Linked DNA regions of Homo sapiens: region 2 is linked to region 1. Evidence: chromatin loops called from intact Hi-C (ENCODE). Cell type or tissue: heart left ventricle. All regions are shown on one strand. Links, peaks and the distances in the headings refer to the core of each region. The heading gives the core; the rest is flanking DNA.

Region 1 (9,190 bases), core at 2,642-5,141:
AACTATACAAGACATGTATGTACAATGAGGGAGGTCTGAATACTGACAAGCTGTTTGACAATATTGTGAAATTGCTCTTTGACGGGTAGTTATTGGTATTGTGCTTAGTTAAAAAGGGAAGTACTTGTTTTTTTTAAAACATACATAAGCACACATATGATGCACACATATTTCTCTGATATTCACAGATGATATAATGTGATGGGATGTCTGAAATTTGCTTCCAAATAATTCAGAGAGGAGGCAAGTGGTGTGTCAGAGTACAGAGGAAACAAGACTGGCCATGAGTTGATAATCTTTGAAGCTAGGAGATGAATACATGTTGGTTTATTGTTTCAACTTTTGAACACATTTGGAATTTACCATAATGAAATTTTTTTAATCAAAACCAAAATATTATACGTAAAGCATTCCAAAAATAAACTACCAATAATTGTTAACTAAATGATAACAGAGCCTAGAATAGTCATAGGATAATATGATGGATTTTCAGGATGGGAGTCTTGAAGTGATAAACCATACGGTGCACAAAATTTATGCTTCTAAGGAAGACAGTGAAATCTTTGTTTATGTTAACTGTGTGCCTTTTTGAAAAAGTCACTTAGAAAAATCCTCAGAAAGCAACTAGAGAATTGAATACGCCAAAATTCATGACAAGCTATGAAGCTGGACTTTTACCAAGTTACACATGCCTAAAGAAGATACACAATCTTCACTGTAGTGAAACTGACACTGGAAAATGAAGCTAGTCACTCAAATAGATAAAAAAAAAGTGACATCTTGTGTTACATCTGCGCCATCAAACATTTTAAAACATAGATACATTTATTTGTACAGTTTCCTTTTAAATTAATAGAGAAAACACAATGGAACTTAAATATGAACCCCTGACATAAATGTGTTCTAAGTCAAGAGAAGCTATTGCATTTCTGCAGATACAAGGGAGTCATTGATTCACCCAGCCCCGGTCAGCCAGCCAATCTCTTGAAAAGTGGCCATTAGAAGTGCATGAAGCTTGTAAAGCAAAACCTCTGAAACAGTCCTCTGCATCGCTACTGAGGTTTGCCAAATGAAACTTCTTTTAATAGTTCTTCCACATGCCAAAATAATTCCCCTGGGATATTAACTTACCCAGTTATGAGAAAGAAGAAAGAAGAGGATACCACAATTTACATTTATCCACAGAGTAACTTGGAAAACCATTAAGTGGTACCACGTGGGGATGATGACATGTCCACGTGAAGTGGCCTTTATGCCTTTTCATTTGTAAGAGACAGAACCATGGAAAGCACACTGAGTTGGCATTTGGATACTTGATATAACGCCAAGATTCTACTACTTATTAGCTGTGCAACCTTGAGCTGTTCTGACTTGCCTCATTTATAAACTTAGGACTCCAGGAGTGGAAGAACAGAGTGATAAAGAAGTCTTGTTATTTCTCTTTATATGTTTGCCACAGGTTTTATGCCAGTGAGTTCAACCATGCTTGACTCAATTTTTCATCAATAACAGGAAATACATTAAATGCCCATTAATTTCCAACTACCGTATATGCAAAGTACTAGGATGCAAAGATAAGTAAGAAGTACTCCTTCTGGCTGGGCATGATGGCTCATGCCTGTAATCCCAACATTTTGGGAGGTTGAGGCAGGGGGATTGCTTGAGGACAGGAGTTCGAGGCCAGCCTGGGCCACATGGCCAGACTCTGTCGTACAAAAAATAAAAAATAAATAAAAGAGATAATAATCCTTCCCTGAAACCCGTCAGAGTTCACAAATGAGAGTGGTAAAAATACAGAATGCTTAAAGTGGTCTGATGTAGAAAGTGTTAGGACAGCACAGAAAGTCTCCTTGGAGTAGTGTTTATTTATATTGGACCTTTGAGAATGAGTAGACTGTTAACCAGCAGAGAACGGCAGAGAAGGATGAGGTGGGGAGAAAGGATAGTCAAGGAAAAGGAAAGACTGAGAGACAGAATTCAAGAAAATCTGAGGATATTGAACGGATATCCCAAAGTGGCTTACAGATAGGGAGATGAGACTGAAAATAGGTAGGTTGAGAAGTGACTGTTCAGGGCCAGTACCACCCTGCTGTGGAATTGGGCTTTGTCCTGTAGGCTCTTAGAGACCATCAGAGATTTTTCCACAAGGGAAGCCCATGATCAGTTTGTTGTTCCATTCAATTGACTGACTGATTGATCAATTGATTGACCTTCATTGACTGATCATCTGCTCTTGCCAGCCACTATGCCAACATGACCCTATTTTTCCCATTCAGAAAAAACATAGGCAGCTTTTTACAGAGCACTGTGGGCATGGTTCCCCCATGCTACTAATTTTGATGAAATACAGCTAAAGTTGCTCTTAGTTTATGCAATTACTTTTTAGGATGGGTTTTTATTTTAGACCTTATGTGCACAAAATGCTAAGAAATCCTCCACCAGATTATATAAAGAAAGATTTGTTCATTGTATAATCCCTGCCTCCAGCTCTTTCAAACCATTAAGATTAATTTCATTTCTTGGGTAATATCCAATGTATTTGTTTTCTGAAAGGGTTCATGCAACTCCCAAATGTGTCTAACCTATTCCCTGAGAATACCTGGACTACCATTGAAGAATCTTTCTTATTTAGAGCTAAGAAAGCCTGCATATTTCTAACATCTTTAAACACAGAACTTGCTATGCAAGTCATCAGCTTCACGAAGATTACAAAGAAAGAAAAACAGGAGAAAGTTTGATTTCTGTCCCTGAGGGTTGACAGTCTAGGAGGAGAGGCTGCACAATCACAAATAAAATGATTGAAAACACTTTGCTAAAGATATTTTAAGAAGAAATTTGAAGGTGACATACTTGGAACAAACAAGTTCCCCAAAACAAGGTTTCAACATCTTTTTGGTGTTGTCTTTCCTAGAACATTGTGCCTCTATCAATGCTTTTAAGATAAAACTTGCCTGGGAGAAAAATTTTAACTATGATTTTACTTGGTAAACACTATTATTCTAAATTTGAGCTCATCCTGCCTGCTCTGATATAAGCCTTTTTCTTCATCAAGAGTTATGCTTGGGTACAGAAAATTACCTATTTTCCCCTGCTTTTTATGCAGTCATTTTGTCAGACACAAATTCCAAAATCAAAATCGTCTAGAGGGAGTAGTCAGCATAGCAGTTTACCCAGGATGATGAGAACGATGTGGAAATAAAAGGGGCAGCTCAATGTTCTCCCCACCCCTACTTGGGGCATTCATGCTCATAGGCATATAGGACCATGCATATAGGGCCATGCATATAGGGCCATGCATATAGGACCATGCATATAGGGCCATGCATATAGGGCCATGCATATAGGGCCATGCATATAGGGCCATGAAGACATGGTTTATAAACAGATAGTTCCAACCCACAATCCCTTACCTACAATCCCCAAATCTCCAAAATTCTAAACACCAAGAATTTTTCTAACTCATTTGGTGACATTTGACCTGAACTGATATTTGGATATATTATGTATTCCATTTAGTATGAATATATTTTGCTACAGAAATATAAATGTGTTTTATTATAGAGTGCTGCCCCACACTCACTCAGCCCAAGTATATGATTTAGGTTTTATTTTATTATTTGAAAATTTGAAAAATTCTGGATGACCTGGAAAATTCTGTACTAGCAGTCATTTGAAGCACCTTTTATATGCAAGGTGCTCTACACACAGCATCTCATTCCAAGGTGCTCTACGCACAGCATCTCATTCCATTCTGACCCACGAAGGAGGTATTATTACTATTGCTGCATTAATGATAGGGAAACTGAGGCCTGGCAAAGTTAAGCAATTCATCCAAGATCCCATACCTAGCTAGTGAGGGAGCAAAGACCCAAACTCAGGCTGCTTGATTCCAAAGCTCAAGTTCATTTCACTCTATATAGGGCTTGGTAGCTGCACCCTGCTCGTCATTGTCCTATCCACTGACCCTGTCAAGCCACCGCCTCGATGGTGAGCAACGGTTTCTAGTAATCTTCAGTGCTACGTGGATGCTGAGGGGAAGAAAGGTGTTGAGCATCTATGAACAGACTGTTTTGTTGCCCCTTTGAATTACTAGTGGGCATCTTCTTGCCAGACCTTCATTTTTATGCCAATTCACTGCCATCTAGTGGTTATTTCAATAGCAATTTTACGTAAAATGTTAGGTGACATAGCATCATTTCTAACAGGCTGGAGATTTGGTCCTTAGAGGTCGTAAAAAAATAAATAAATAAAATAAATAAAACCAAGATGTGCAGGAAAAAGGAATCTAATCTAAGTAAACATTTATAAAATAAAGTACATTTTATTTTTCTATTCTTCAGGTAAGGGACTAGCAAGATGAATGGGCTTTGCTAAGGCTTTGTAAAAGCTCATCTTTACGAACTTAACTAAATAATCAGATTAAATCTCTATGTAGGCTGCTTAGGAAAATAAAAGCTTTCTCTGAAAAGATTTCACCAGCCTTTCTTCAAAGATTGCCAGGGATTGTCTCTGCTCTAATTATAATATTTACAATGCAAATTGTTGGTTGCAATGTACGTTTTTTTCATGAAATTAAAAGTAGTCATTCATATCCTCATTTACATATGTTCCTCTCCAAGACAGATAAACTCTCATTCATCTTTGGTAACAATAATATGATTTATAAATTTGAAGTTCTGACAAAAGAAATCAAAATATGCACATCAATAGAAAAGGTTTTTGGCATTGTAAGTACTTATTTAGTGTATTTCAGTTTAATAATATTTATTGAGCTTCTGGAAAGTCCCAAAAAAGATTCAAATATAGACTCAGCAGTTTCTTGGCCCAGTTGCTTAGAACCTAGAGGAGAAAGATTGGCAACATTACAGTTCAGGTGACACGCAGACTGCAGTGCAAGGAAGTCTGTCCAGTATGTTTGGAGATTGTAATAAAACAGGACTAAAATCCTAAAGACGCTCCCCAGCTTGCTGGTTTCAGATGTCAGACTGGGAGCTTCTTAACACCAAAACATCCTCTCAGATAAATTGGGATCAACCTTTAGTACCTATTAAGGGGCCAGTAAGAACGTCAAAGTTGCTTTGAGATTAAAAATGTTTTGGTGAGCAATGCATAGCCTTGTACTTGCAGCCCAATCCTATCGGGAGGAATAGCATGTGAATAACACGTGAATGTCAGGATCCTGTGAGTCTTCTATTACACACTGCCTACAATTTAAACAGCGAGTCTTGTGAGGATGGAATACTAAAATACTCAATTGAAGCAGATCCTTAAAAAATTACTTTATTTTAGCACTATGTGACTTAGAAAAAATAATGAAGCCAGTTATTTGCCTTAATTATAAGAATGTGATGAGGGGCCGCCACCAGCCAGGGGAGCCTAAGGTTTGGGTTTGTTTTTTTTTTTTCTTTTGAGTTGGAGTCTCACTCTATCTCTCAGGCTGGAGTGCAGTGGCGTGACTTCGGCTCACAGCAACCTCTGCCTCCTGGGTGCAAGCGATTCTCCTGCCTCAGCCTCCTGAGTAGCTGGGATTACAGGCACCTGCCACCATGCCTGGCTAATTTTTATATTTTTAGTAGAGACGAGGTTTCACCATTCGGCCCGGCTTCCTCTAACTCCTGATCTTAAGTGATCCGCCCACCTCTGCCTCCCAAAGTGCTGAGATTATGGGCGTGAGCCACTGAATCCAGCTTTTTTTTTCTTTTTCTTTTTTTTGTTTTAATTAGAGCTCCTAAATTATTTTCTTTTTTGAAACTTCACAATGCTTATCACAACTTCGTAATAGCGGATGCCCTTTTCTCTGCTTTTTTTTCCCCTTGGCATGCTTCCCTCATGCCTCTTGTGGTGATAGTGTCTTGCTTTGGTTCAAACATGTATTTATGGGATTGCATTCACAGATTTCATTCCATCCAAACGTAGGTAAAAATGCAGGAGTAATGTCTTTCCTTATTTTTGCCTCTGGGTGTATGATGGCCCCAAAAGAACAAAGGCAACAAAGGGCAAGTCTCAGTACAGAGCAGAAAACCCCGATAATTTGCAACAGGAAAGTGCTCCCCTGTAGGGGGCTCTGGAACCACCACTCCAGGCAGTGTGTAATTTGCAACAGGAAAGTGCTCCCCTGTAGGGGGCTCTGGAACCACCACTCCAGGCAGTGTGTAATTTGCAACAGGAAAGTGCTCCCCTGTAGGGGGCTCTGGAACCACCACTCCAGGCAGTGTGTAATTTGCAACAGGAAAGTGCTCCCCTGTAGGGGGCTCTGGAACCACCACTCCAGGCAGTGTGTAATTTGCAACAGGAAAGTGCTCCCCTGTAGGGGGCTCTGGAACCACCACTCCAGGCAGTGTGTGAGGCTGGGAACAGATGGGAAGGCAGCCGTTCGTAGCAGCCTGTGTCAGACAAGGGACACCTCCAAGTATACAATTGCTCCACTCTTCGCTAAGACCGACTACATCCTGACTTACTCCTGAAACATCTAAACCCTCATTAGAGAAACAGGAAGTTCTCATGTAGCGAAGGCCAGCACACAATGCTGCCCTTTGTCTGTTTGGAAAAATTAAAGTAATAAAATTATCCAAATCATTTCCACAGTTCCGAAGATTTGTATAAACTGCATCTGAGCCCTTTAAAAAGCAAGGCTTTGGATGAGATTTAAAGCTTCGTGATGTATTTACTCACGACACATACAGGAGGCAAATAGATACCTGCATAATTTTCAGGTGATCTAGCTTGTTTTAAGGAGACAGTGGAAAGTCTAATGCGACAAATGTTAGGTGTGTCCTTTGGAAAATTTCCCTTCACATACCAATTGCTTGACTGGGGTTTCTTTGGGAGGCAGTCAGTAATCAATTTAGCATTGAGCTCTCAGAAAATGGCAAAAGTTCTAAAGAACTAGGGCATAAACCTATTCAGGATTCAGTGCAACTTCCTCAATTGTTTTTTATTAAAAATATTTTTTAAATGCCAGCACTCACCAACTGTGCAAAGAAAAAGTCATAAAAAATAAACTCCCAACCTACAGTGTGTACAGGAAATGGTGAGATAAAAATCAATAAAAAAACAAAATCAGGTTTTGGCTTCCACGGAGTTCCACACACCAACAGTATTTGAAAATCTTTTAAAATGATGAAATCAGCAATGTCTGAGACATTCCTAAGAGTTCACTGGTTTATTGGAAACCTAGGAAAGCACATGAACAGCGGAGTACTTGTCACGTGGAGAATGTGAGGGTCGAGGTAATGTTGTAAAATGTTAAGAACTTTTACCAACTTTTGTGAACGTTTTAGAGAAATGGCAGAAACTAAGCCTTAGTGTTCTGCTTAGCTTTTCTTTCCTTCTTTTGTCCACCCTCTCCAGCCTTGGAGAAAAGCACTCTCTCTCTCTCTCTCACACACACACACACACACTCTCTCTCTCTCACACACACACACACACACACTCTCTCTCTCTCCACATGTGTAGGAAGTCCCATTTTGTATCTCCAGCCCACAAGTCTCTCCTCAGCTCATATTCAACCCTGCCCTCCGCATCACCTCAAATCTTACACAATCAGAACAGACCAATCTGCTTTTGTCACAGTCCTGCCCATTGTTAACAAATGACAACTTCATTCTTCTAACTGCTCAGGTGGAAAGCTTTGGAATCATCCTTCATTCCTTTCTTTCTCTCGAAACTCATCAGCTCTGCCTTTAAAATCGATCCTGAATCCGGCCATTTACCACCTGTGTCACAGTCACCTGGCTCGTTGCAATAGCCTTCCAACTGGTCACCCGCTTCCTCAGTTGTTGTCCTTTGATCTGTTTTCAAAACACCAGTTAGGGCCAGGAGTGGTGACTCACACCTCTAATCCCAACACTTTGGAAGGCCAAGGCAGGAGGATCACTTGAGGTCAGAGTTCAAGACCAGCTTGGGCAACGTTGCGAGACCCAGTCTCTGCAAAAAATAAAAAATAAAAAAAATTAGCCAGGTGTGGTGGCACCACCTGTGGTCTCAGCTACTCGGGAGGCTGAGGTGGGAGGATTGCTTGAGTCTGGGAGATGGAGGCTGCAGTGAACTATGATGGCACCACTGCACTCCAGCCTGGGCAACAGAAGGAGAATCTGTCCCAGAAACTAAAACAAAAAAGCCACAAAAAAAGACACCGCCAGTTAGAGTGACTTGGTTTCAATGTTAAGACAGGTCATGTCAAGCTGTTGCCCCAAATCGTCCAATATTTCCCTTCCTGCTCAGTAAGAGCCAACTTCCTTGAAATGGCCAAAGGCCCTGTGCTATCACTGGGTTCTCCGAACTCATCTCTCCTGCTTCCCTCCTCTCTCTCCTGGCTCTGGACACTCGGAACACACTAGGCTTGCCCGCGGGTTGTACTGGCTTTTCCCCCTGCCTGAGACCCACTTTGCTCCAGACAGCTCATTCCCTCCTTGCTCCTTTCTTTTGGTATCTATGTTCTCTCAAGGTGTCTAAGATGCAGAACCCACACTCTCAGCACTTTTTCATCCCCCTCCTTACTCTACTTTTCTTTGGAGCATCTACCATCATCGAATTTATTGCCTATTTTATTTAGGTATCTAACAGCTCACACTCTTAGAATGTAAACTTCCAGAAGTGGAGGGAAGTTTTGTATTCCCAGTGCTCTATCACTGGTACCTAGTAAGAGCTAAGAGGGATGAATCCAGGTTTATGAGGTGGGAAGCTTACATTTCCAAAGGATCTGCTTAAAGAAAAAGAGAACACAAATGTACAAATACAAAATTAGGTATAAAAGTGAATACTTACTTAGAATTAGAAATTACAATAATTATTTTTTTTAATTTTAAAAAATTTTTCTTAGAGATAGGGTCTTGCTCTGTTGCCCAGGCTGGAGTGCAGTGGTACGATCATAGCTCACTGTGACCTTGTGAACTCCTGGGCTCAAGTGATCCTCCTGCCTCAAGTCTCAAAGTGTTGGGATTACAGGCATGAGCCAGCATGCCCAGTCCAAATTATTATTATTATTATTTTTGAGACAGACTTTTGCTCTGTCACCCAGGCTGGAGTGCAGTGGTGTGATCTCAGTTCACTGCAACCTCCGCCTCCCAGATTCAAGCATTTCTCATGCCTCAGCCTCCTGAGTAGCTGAGATTACAGGCACCCGCCACCACTCCTGGCTAATTTTTGTGTTTTTAGTATAGACTGGGTTATAGACGTGAGCCACCTTGGC
Region 2 (9,190 bases), core at 2,299-4,798, 630 kb before region 1:
TTTAGTTGTGATGTTAGGGTGTCGGTTTTAGATCTTTCTTGCTTTTTCTTGTGGGCATTTAGTGCTATAAATTTCCCTCTACACACTGCTTTAAATGTGTCCCAGAGATACTGGTATGTTGTGTCTTTGTTCTCATTGGTTTCAAAGAACATCTTTATTTCTGCCTTCATTTCGTTATTTACCCAGTAGTCATTCAGGAGCAGGTTGTTCAGTTTCCATGTAGTTCTGCGGTTTTGAGTGAGTTTCTGTTTTTTTGTTTGTTTTTGTTTTTGTTTTTTTTGAGATGGAGTCTCACTCTGTCGCCCAGGCTGGAGTGCAGTGGCGCTATCTCGGCTCACTGCAAGCTCCTCCTCCCAGGTTCATGCCATTCTCCTGCCTCAGCCTCCCAAGTACCTGGGACTAGAGGCGCCTGCCACCATGCCTGGCTGATTTTTTTGAATTTTTAGTAGAAACAGGGTTTCACCATGTTAGCCAGGATGGTCTTGATCTCCTGGCCTCATAATCCGCCTGCCTCAGCCTCCCAAATTGCTGGGATTACAGGTGTGAGCCACCGTGCCCGGCCCATCACAGGTAAGTTTTTAAAAACATATGTAGGGAGGGAAAAAGAACAGAATAAAGGAACTAAGGTCTTCCATGAGGCACAGAGGGTTAAGTGGGAGATGGGATTAATTAACTCTCCAGCCGGAGATGGCGAGTGTCTCACATGGCCACATATTTCTGTGGCCAGCACAGGTGCATTTAAAAGGCTTGGGCAGGATAGACAGTCCCAAATAATCACTGCTGGAGGTAGCCAGGACTCCAAATTTGGATCCTATTCCAGAAATTACACACGTTAAGACTTAATTTGTTTTTCATCCATCAGATTCTGCTAATGAAAACTAATTGCCTTGAAACTCATTTTCTACATGTTTGTATCAGAAACTCTGTAGCTAACCCTGAATTATTGGATTTGTATTTCTGCCTGCAAATTCAAACAACTGTGAATGTTTCAGTTTCTGGTTCAATGCTTGATCTTCTCTTTGATCATTTTGTCGGATGCGAAAAATGGTAGGTTAATATTGAATGTTAACCAACTCTCGATGGCTTACATTTCTCAGTTTGCTTTGGTGGTAGCTTGCATCTAATATGGTAAGTGAATGCAGTTAGACTGTGGATGAATAACATTAGCACACGTTCATATTCAGTACTGGTAGAGTCTGAAGACGTGATTTCTCCTCTGTCAAACCTTCTCCACAATCTTTTTTTTTAGACAAAGTCTCACTCTGTCACCAGGCTGGAATACAGTGGTGCGATCTCAGCTCACTGCAACCTCTGCCTCCCGGGTTAAAGTGATTCTCCTGCCTCAGCCTCTCGAGTAGCTGGGACCACAGGCATGCGCCACCACGCCCAGCTAATTTTTGCATTTTTAGTAGAGACAGGGTTTCACCATGTTGGCCAGGATGGTCTCGATCTCTTGACCTTGTGATCCGCCCACCTCAGCCTCCTGAAGTGCTAAGACTAAAGGCGTGAGCCACTGTGCCAGGCCATCAAATCTTTATTGACTTGATTTCTCCATACAACTTGTGTCTCTGAGTAATTTGGCCTTTGGGTCTCTTTCAGTTTAACTTTCAAAGTCTTCTGGGTATATTTTTTCTCTTGTCTCATATTAACTCAGAATTATGCAGAATAATTTTCCATTTAGATGAGTGAGGCAACTAGGAAAGGCAGTAATTGATGTCACAAATGTCTTCTAAGCCTGGTTCAGACTCAGAGAAAGTTTTGAAAAGAAAAATTGGATACGTTTTTCTTTTCTTGGCATTTCATCATTTTCCCCAAACGTATTAATGGCAGTTATTGAGCCATATTTATTAATTTCTCATGAAAATTAAGTTATAATGAGAGGTGACAGAGTGCTGGCAGTCCTCAGAGCCTTCGCTTGCTCTCGGCACCTCCTCTGCCTGGGCTCCCACTTTGGCGGCACTTGAGGAACCCTTCAGCCCACCGTTGCACTGTGGGAGCCCCTTTCTGGGCTGGCCAAGGCCAGAGCCGGCTCCCTCAGCTTGCAGGGAGGTGTGGCGGGAAAGGCGCGAGGGGGAACCAGGGCGGCGTGCGGCGCTCGCGGGCCAGCTGGAGTTCCGGGTGGGCGTGGGCTTGGCGGGCCCCACACTCGGAGCAGCCAGCCGGCCCTGCTGGCCCCGGGCAATGAGGGACTTAGCACCCGGGCCAGTGGCTGCGGAGGGTGCACTGGGTCCCCCAGCAGTGCCGGCCCACTGGCACTGCGCTTGATTTCTCACTGGGCCTTAGCTGCCTTCCCGCGGGGCAGGGCTCGGACCTGCAGCCCGCCATGCCTGAGCCTCCCACCCACTCCATGGGCTCCTGTGCGGCCCGAGCCTCCCCGACGAGCGCCTCCCCCTGCTCCACGGTGCCCAGTCCCATCGACTGCCCAAGGGCTGAGGAGTGCGAGTGCATGGCACAGGACTGGCAGGCAGCTCCACCTGTGGCCCCGGTGGGGGATCCACTGGTTGAAGTCAGCTGGGCTCCTGAGTCTGGTGGGGACGTGGAGAGTCTTTATGTCTAGCTCAGGGATTGTAAACACACCAATCAGCACCCCATGTCTAGCTCAGGGTTTGTGAGTGCACCAATCGACACTCTGTATCTAGCTGCTCTGGTGGGCCCTTGGAGAACCTTTATGTCTAGCTCAGGGATTGTAAATACACCAATCGGCACTCTGTATCTAGCTCAAGGTTTGTAAACACACCAATCAGCACCCTGTGTTTAGCTCAAGGTTTGTGAGTGCACCAATTGACACTCTGTATCTAGCTGCTCTGGTGGGGCCTTGGAGAACCTTCGTGTGGATACTCTGTATCTAACTAATCTGATGGGGAGGTGGAGAACCTTTGTATCTAGCTCAGGGATTGTAAATGCACCAATCAGCACCCTGTCAAAACAGACCACTGGGCTCTACCAATCAGCAGGATGTGGGTGGGGCCAGATAAGAGAATAAAAGCAGGCTGCCCGAGCCAACAGTGGCAACCCACTCGGGTCCTCTTCCACACTGTGGAAGCTTTGTTCTTTCACTCTTTGCAATAAATCTTGCTACTGCTCACTCTTTGGGTCCACACTGCCTTTATGAGCTGTAACACTCACCACAAAGGTCTGCAGCTTCACTCCTGAAGCCAGCGAGACCACGAGCCCAGAGCCCACCGGGAAGAACGAACAACTCCAGATGCGCCGCCTTAAGAGCTGTAACACTCACTACCAAGGTCTGCAGCTTCACTCCTGAGCCAGCGAGACCACAAACCCACCAGAAGGAAGAAACTCCGAACATCAGAAGGAACAAACTCCAGACGCGCCACCTTAAGAGCTGTAACACTCACCGCGAGGGTCCGCAGCTTCATTCTTGAAGTCAGTGAGATCAAGAACCCACCAATTCCGGACACAATAATATTTTGTTCTTACCAGTAGTCTAGCAAAATAAGCTATTCTTTTAATAAACCCTGGAGATTATATTTTGATGTTGAGTGAGTGTTTTAAGATAATTAGATTCACTTTTATCTGTGTTTATTCAGATTTCATTATTTAAATGTATGCATGATAGTATAAAGTCTTTCAGTTACAAAAAGAATAACCAATATGTTATGTAACTTCTTCCTAATTGATAATTAATATTTTCACCTACAGTTTTTTATTCTGCCTGTAAAAATCTGCAATAAAATGAGGTTTAAATCTGAATTTGTGCTCCCTTCACAGGGTTCCTGTTAGCTAGTGTGAGCAGGTACTACCCCCATTATGTCGCTAAGGGGAGCTGTTGGTCCTTCATTACTCAGTAAACCAGTGCTGGCCTCTGCCTGGTCTGTGAAGCTACTTTCTGATTAGGAGTGGTTCATTATCATTTCATACTTGGCACAATTATGAAAGAACTCTGTAAGCGCTTATTCAGAGAGACAGCAAAGCAGCTAGGAAAAAAAAGCTGATAAACTCAATCAGATACCTTGAAAACTTCTGAAGAATATTCAGCTGGCTTACAGCTCATCATCAAATCCTAACAACTTCTCTAACAGAGAAAGTAAAATTATGAAAATTCCATACAAGGAACACATTTCATTAAAGTTGAAAGGGAGAGTAGGTTAAGAGTTACATGATGAATGGCCCCAAAACTGCTTATTAAAGAATAAACGGCCATGAAAATGTTGTCAATCAACAAGGCCTACTTTTTACTTTTTTCTCTTTTTCAATCCAATTCAAAAAATCCTGGTTATACCCAGCCCTCACCAGCCAGGGGGTGTAAGGAAGGTTATATGAATACTGACAGATGAATTTTTGTTGGCTAGATAAACCCGTTTTGTAACTGCAGAATCTCAGCAGCATTTGGATGTCTTCCCCCAATTCTAGAATCTTCTTGGAGCACATCTGCTCTCGGGGTCCCCGTGTTTGCTCCTGCACGCTCCATTTTTTATCAACCTCCTTTTTCCTCAACTCAGTTTCCAGGCCTATCTGTGGGTATCCTCAGTCTCACTTGAAGGTAAGGAGGATGATTTGTCGAAAACGTTTAACTAATGGATTTCTCACTTCTTTCCGCTGGAAGTCACGTCCCATAGCAGTCACTAGACCATTTTGGAAGTGGGGAAGGTAGATCAGAACGAGAAATGTGGGCCGGGCGCGGTGGCTCACGCCTGTAATTCCAGCACTTTGGGATGCTGAGGCAGGCGGATCACCTGAGGTTGGGAATTCAAGACCAGCCTGACCAACATGGAGAAACCCAGTCTCTACTAAAAATACAAAATTAGCTGGGTGTGGTGGCACATACCTGTAATCCCAGCTATTGGGGAGGCTGAGGCAGGAGAATCGCTTGAACCCAGGAGGTGGAGATTGCGGTGAGCCGAGATCACGCCATTGCACTCCAGCCTGGGCAACAAGAGCAAAACTCTGTCTCAAAAAAAAAAAAAAAAAGAAAGAAAAAGAAAGAAAGAGAAATGTGGCCGGGCATGGTGGTTCACACCTGTAATCCCAGCATTTTGGAAGACCAAGGCAGGCGGATGGCTTGAGCCTAGGCATTTGAGACCAGCCTGGGCAACATGGTGAAACCCCTTCTCTACCAAAAGTACAAAAAGGAACCTGGCACAAGCCTGTAGTCCCAGCTACTCGGGAGGCTGAGGCGGGAGGATTGCTTGAGCCTGGGAGGTTGAGGCTGCAGTGAGCCATGATGGCACCATTGCACTCCAGCCTGGGTGACGGAATGAGATGTTAGCTCAAAGAAAAGAAAAAAGAAAAAGAGAAATGTTAAGAAAACTTCCATCTAGAAAGAGAAAGGAGGGACAATGGGAGCTACTGGCTCGTGCAGGGAACAGGCTGGAGCACGGGGGAGACGGTAGAGAAGAGGTCTGTTAAGGGCTGAACCGTGTTCCCCAACTCATCTGCTGCAGTCCAAACCCCAGTGCCTCAGAATATGGCTGTGTTTGCAGAGGGCTCTTTCAAGAGGGGATCGAGGTAAAATGAAGTCATTAGGGTGGGCCCTGATCCAATCTGACTGATGTCATAAGAAGAGGAAATTTGGACATAGAGACCCACACAGAGGGAAGACCATTGAGGACACAGGGAGAAGACAGCCATCCAAGCCAAGGAGAGACCTCACCAGAACCCAACCCTGCCAACACCTTGGTCTTGGACTTTAGCCTCCAGAACTGAGAGGAAATAAGTTTCTGTCGCTTCAGCCTCCTAGCCCATGATTCTTTGCTATGACACCTGCAGCAGACTGAGACAGGCCTGACTGTCCCTCCTGGCCACCGGGTTGTGGCCTGACTATGAACAGGCTGATGGGCGCTGAGGGCAGAAGCTCCCTTGTCCTGCTTCCCATTGGGATTCTGGGGAGAAAACCTCTTAGCATTCTTGATCCAACATGAGGTTCCTGTTAGTGTGCAATCCGTAGCATCGCTGGGCATGGAAGGACACATCTTCAGCTGCCCACTTCTCCCTCAGCTCCTGGGATGCCCGGCGGGTCCCTAATCCTGGCGTGGGCCACATGGAGGGTCCAGAAGGCCATTCACATGCGGGAGGATGAGCTGAGGGGGACAGTGGTTGCTATGAGGGAAAAACCTGGGCCCCGTAGGCCGACACAGCAGAGCAACTGCCCCGGCTGGGGAGCGCATGGAGTCACAGTTGGCTTCTGCTCTTTGGAGAGGGAGGTGGGGCCAGGCCAGCAGGGAGACACTGGGCCAGCTGACCTAAGAGGGTGGTGGCAGCAGATGGCAGCAGTGATCAATGACCAGGGTGACAGTCACTGTGGCTTAGAAGCCAAGGACACCGAGAGCAGCACAAGTCCCAGCTGCAGAGCCCAGGCTTCCTTGTCCAGGCACCGTTGGAAGACAAGGGAGAGGGTGTGGGTGTGGGGTGCTGAAGGAGGGAGTGTTTTCCTGTCAAAGGCAAATTGCAGCAGATGCAACATTCCCTTCGGGGCACAGGAGGGAAACTGTAGCTTTCCTCGGAATCGGCAACTTCCCATGCAAGGAGCCCAAGGGTGGCACATGCAGCCCTGGATTCCAGGGCCAGCCGCCACTTCTGCTAAACTGCAAAAAAGTCCCAGGTGTCATCTGGGCACCATGCCCAAATGGTGGAATTTCACTGCTGGGAGATGGCATAATCACTTGTCCCTTGTGAAATGTCCCCACGGTCCTTCTTCTTCTTCTTTTTTTTTTTTTCTTTTTTTTTTGACACAGTCTCACTCTGTCTCCCAGGCTGGATTGCAGTGGCGTGATCTCGGCTCACTGCAACCTCCACCTCCCTGGTTCAAGCAATTCCCCTGCCTCAGCCTCCCGAGTAGCTGGGACTACAGGTGCACGCCACCACACCTGGCTAATTTTTTTGTATTTTTAGTAGAGACGGGGTTTCACCATGTAGGCTGCACTGGTCTGGAACTCCTGACCTCAGGCAATCCACCCGCCTCGGCCTCCCAAAGTGCTAGGATTACAGGCGTGAGCCACTGTGCCTGGCCCCCCACTTTTTTTTTAATCTCCCTTTTCTCTTTTCTTTCTGTGTTATCAAATGCTAACTCCCCAAGGTGTCACCGAAACAATCTGTTGATAAGCACACAAAGCCCTGTAGATTCTGACTCTAAGGAAGAAGAGGCAGAGGCAGGAGGACAAAGCTGGCATTTTTATTGAGATGCTGAAGTCTGATTCCAGGTGGGTTTTCCCATTGAATGGGGCCTTGATTAGGCTTGGGTGAGGACCATGTTGTAATAGGTGAGGATTGCGGGATGACACAGCAAACCGGTGATTCTGAGGCAGGGTTAAAAGAGACTTGAGAGGGTTTGATGTTTTGTATTGAAAAGCTGATGGGTCTTTCCAGAAGACGCTGAAAAGATAAAGTTATCTACAGCTCTGTGGCAAGAGTTTTCTGGAATAGTAAACTCATGTTGACGAGGACAAACACGCCAGTGAAGTCACGTTCCTGTAGACAGTGAGCTGTGTGGTGTAGACAGTCCCGGTTCTCAATCTGGTACAAGAAAGCCGTGGTCCAGAGGCAGATGAGGCAGCGTGGCCAAGCAGAGCTGGTCTGCCTGGGCTCTCCAGGGCTCTGTCGCTTATGGCGTGTGAGATTTGGGGATAGTTGCCTCACCTCAAGGCCCGGAAGATAGCAAGTTCTTGCTGTTAATCTTATCAGAATCTATTCTCAGCCCTCAAAGGACTTCAGCATTCATGGAGAAATCAGATGTGCCGCAGGCGTGGCCTGAGAGACCCTGGCTCACCTCCGGGCATATCCTTGGGCAAGCAGGTTGCCGCACGTCCAGCCTCACCGCTGCCCGCCTGCAGTCTCTTCCGTGTGCTTCACAGGGCTGTCATGGAGAGCGCATGCAAAATCACAACGCTCAATTCTGGAGCCCTCTGCTATGAACGGCATCCCTAAGGGGCCTCCCATTCACTCCCCCATCTCTCTTACCTCCCCTTCCCCACCCCGTCTCCATTCCTCTGCCAGTTGCTCCCCTCCCACGCCTCTTCTGTTTCTCCCCTCCCTGCCTGTGCCTCTATTTACCCTTTCTGTGTATGTTTGGTTTCTTTTCAGGGTAAAACCGTTATTCTAGGCCTATGTTTGTCTAGTTTCAGCTGAAGACACCACATATGTTTACCATAGTTTGGCTTTGGCAACAGAGTCCTAGGGTCAGACCCAGGCTAGCTAGCTGTGCAGACGGAGGTAAGGTACCTAATGCTGCGCCATCTGTTTGCACATCTTAACGATGACACAGTGCCTGCTGTGTATAGAGGTGTATTCACGTTGGCCGGCACAGGCAGATGAAGGAATGCTTGACTCACCTCCCAAGGTCTCCCAAGTAAACCACAGGAACTACTTTGTCGGGGGCTTTGGGGTCTGTTGGACTAGCGGGCCAGGCTGTCTGCGTCCCAGTCGTGGCTCCACCCCTCAGGGCCAGGTTAGTGAGGCGCTGAGGAGCTCCACTTGGCACAAAACTTAAGGGGCCACCAAAAAACTTTGTAATCAAGCTGGATAATATCTTCATGCAGTCTTTCTAAAGATCTTATCAGCAAACTACAGCTCACAGGCTGGCCTCCTCTTTTACAAGTCATGTTTTATTTCAGAGCTGAGATTCGGGAAGCTCATATATCCGGCAGGTACCCGGTATTAATGAGGCTGAAGTCTGCATCTAGTGGGGAGACGCATTCTGCCTCCGTGGCCCCTCTGCTCAAGAAGCGTTTGCCATAGGCACTTGATCATCCTGTACTTTGGTTCCCAAAAGCACAGCAACAAGGAGAAGGCCGGCAGTGGGGGCTGGGAGTGAGGGGAGAGGACAAGGCTGAGGATTGTGGCTCTTCCGCCCTGGTAGCCCTGTGTCTCCAGGGTTGTTACCTATCCTGTCTCTTTCTCCTTGCTTTTTGTCCCGTATTTCCAATTCATTTAATAAGCAGTGTGTTTCAAATACTGTACTTTAACCTGTGAGCCTCTCTGTTCCTTGGTGTCTGTGACAGTTTGCCTGGCAGTGAACTTGGAGGCTCCCACTGCTTCAAGGAACTTTCCATAGGAGAGGGGTTTTGGCCTCCTCCCTAATGTTCAATTGATCCGGGACTTTTCTTATTTTGGGTGAGTCTAGATAAACAGGCCAAATATAGCACCATCGGGAAAAGACAAGGAATGCAGTGACTAGGCCGGGCGCGGTGGCTCATGCCTGTAATCCCAGCACTTTGGGAGGCCAGGGCGGGCGGAT

What was found. A loop is a pair of places that touch in the nucleus more often than their neighbours do. Peaks named below come from ENCODE experiments on the same cell type or tissue, not always from the same donor. Only the 100,000 strongest peaks of a DNase experiment are listed, where the experiment ranks them.
Region 2: a loop joins it to region 1, with 15 times the contacts of the local background. A loop is called at or near these places in 10 of 110 quality-filtered maps.

What each region holds. Positions count from the first base shown.
Region 1 is chr18:6,538,465-6,547,654 of GRCh38, reverse strand. The region is part of intron 2 of LINC01387 (long intergenic non-protein coding RNA 1387); the gene reads right to left. Among named protein-coding and RNA genes, the nearest start is that of LINC01387, 32 kb to the right of the region's middle. In heart left ventricle, for the core only: CTCF peaks have their summits at 3,934 and 4,135 (motif pointing left); no DNase peak of the experiment used is centred there.
Region 2 is chr18:7,171,916-7,181,105 of GRCh38, reverse strand. No RefSeq gene overlaps it. Among named protein-coding and RNA genes, the nearest start is that of LRRC30, 55 kb to the left of the region's middle. In heart left ventricle, for the core only: a CTCF peak has its summit at 3,774; no DNase peak of the experiment used is centred there.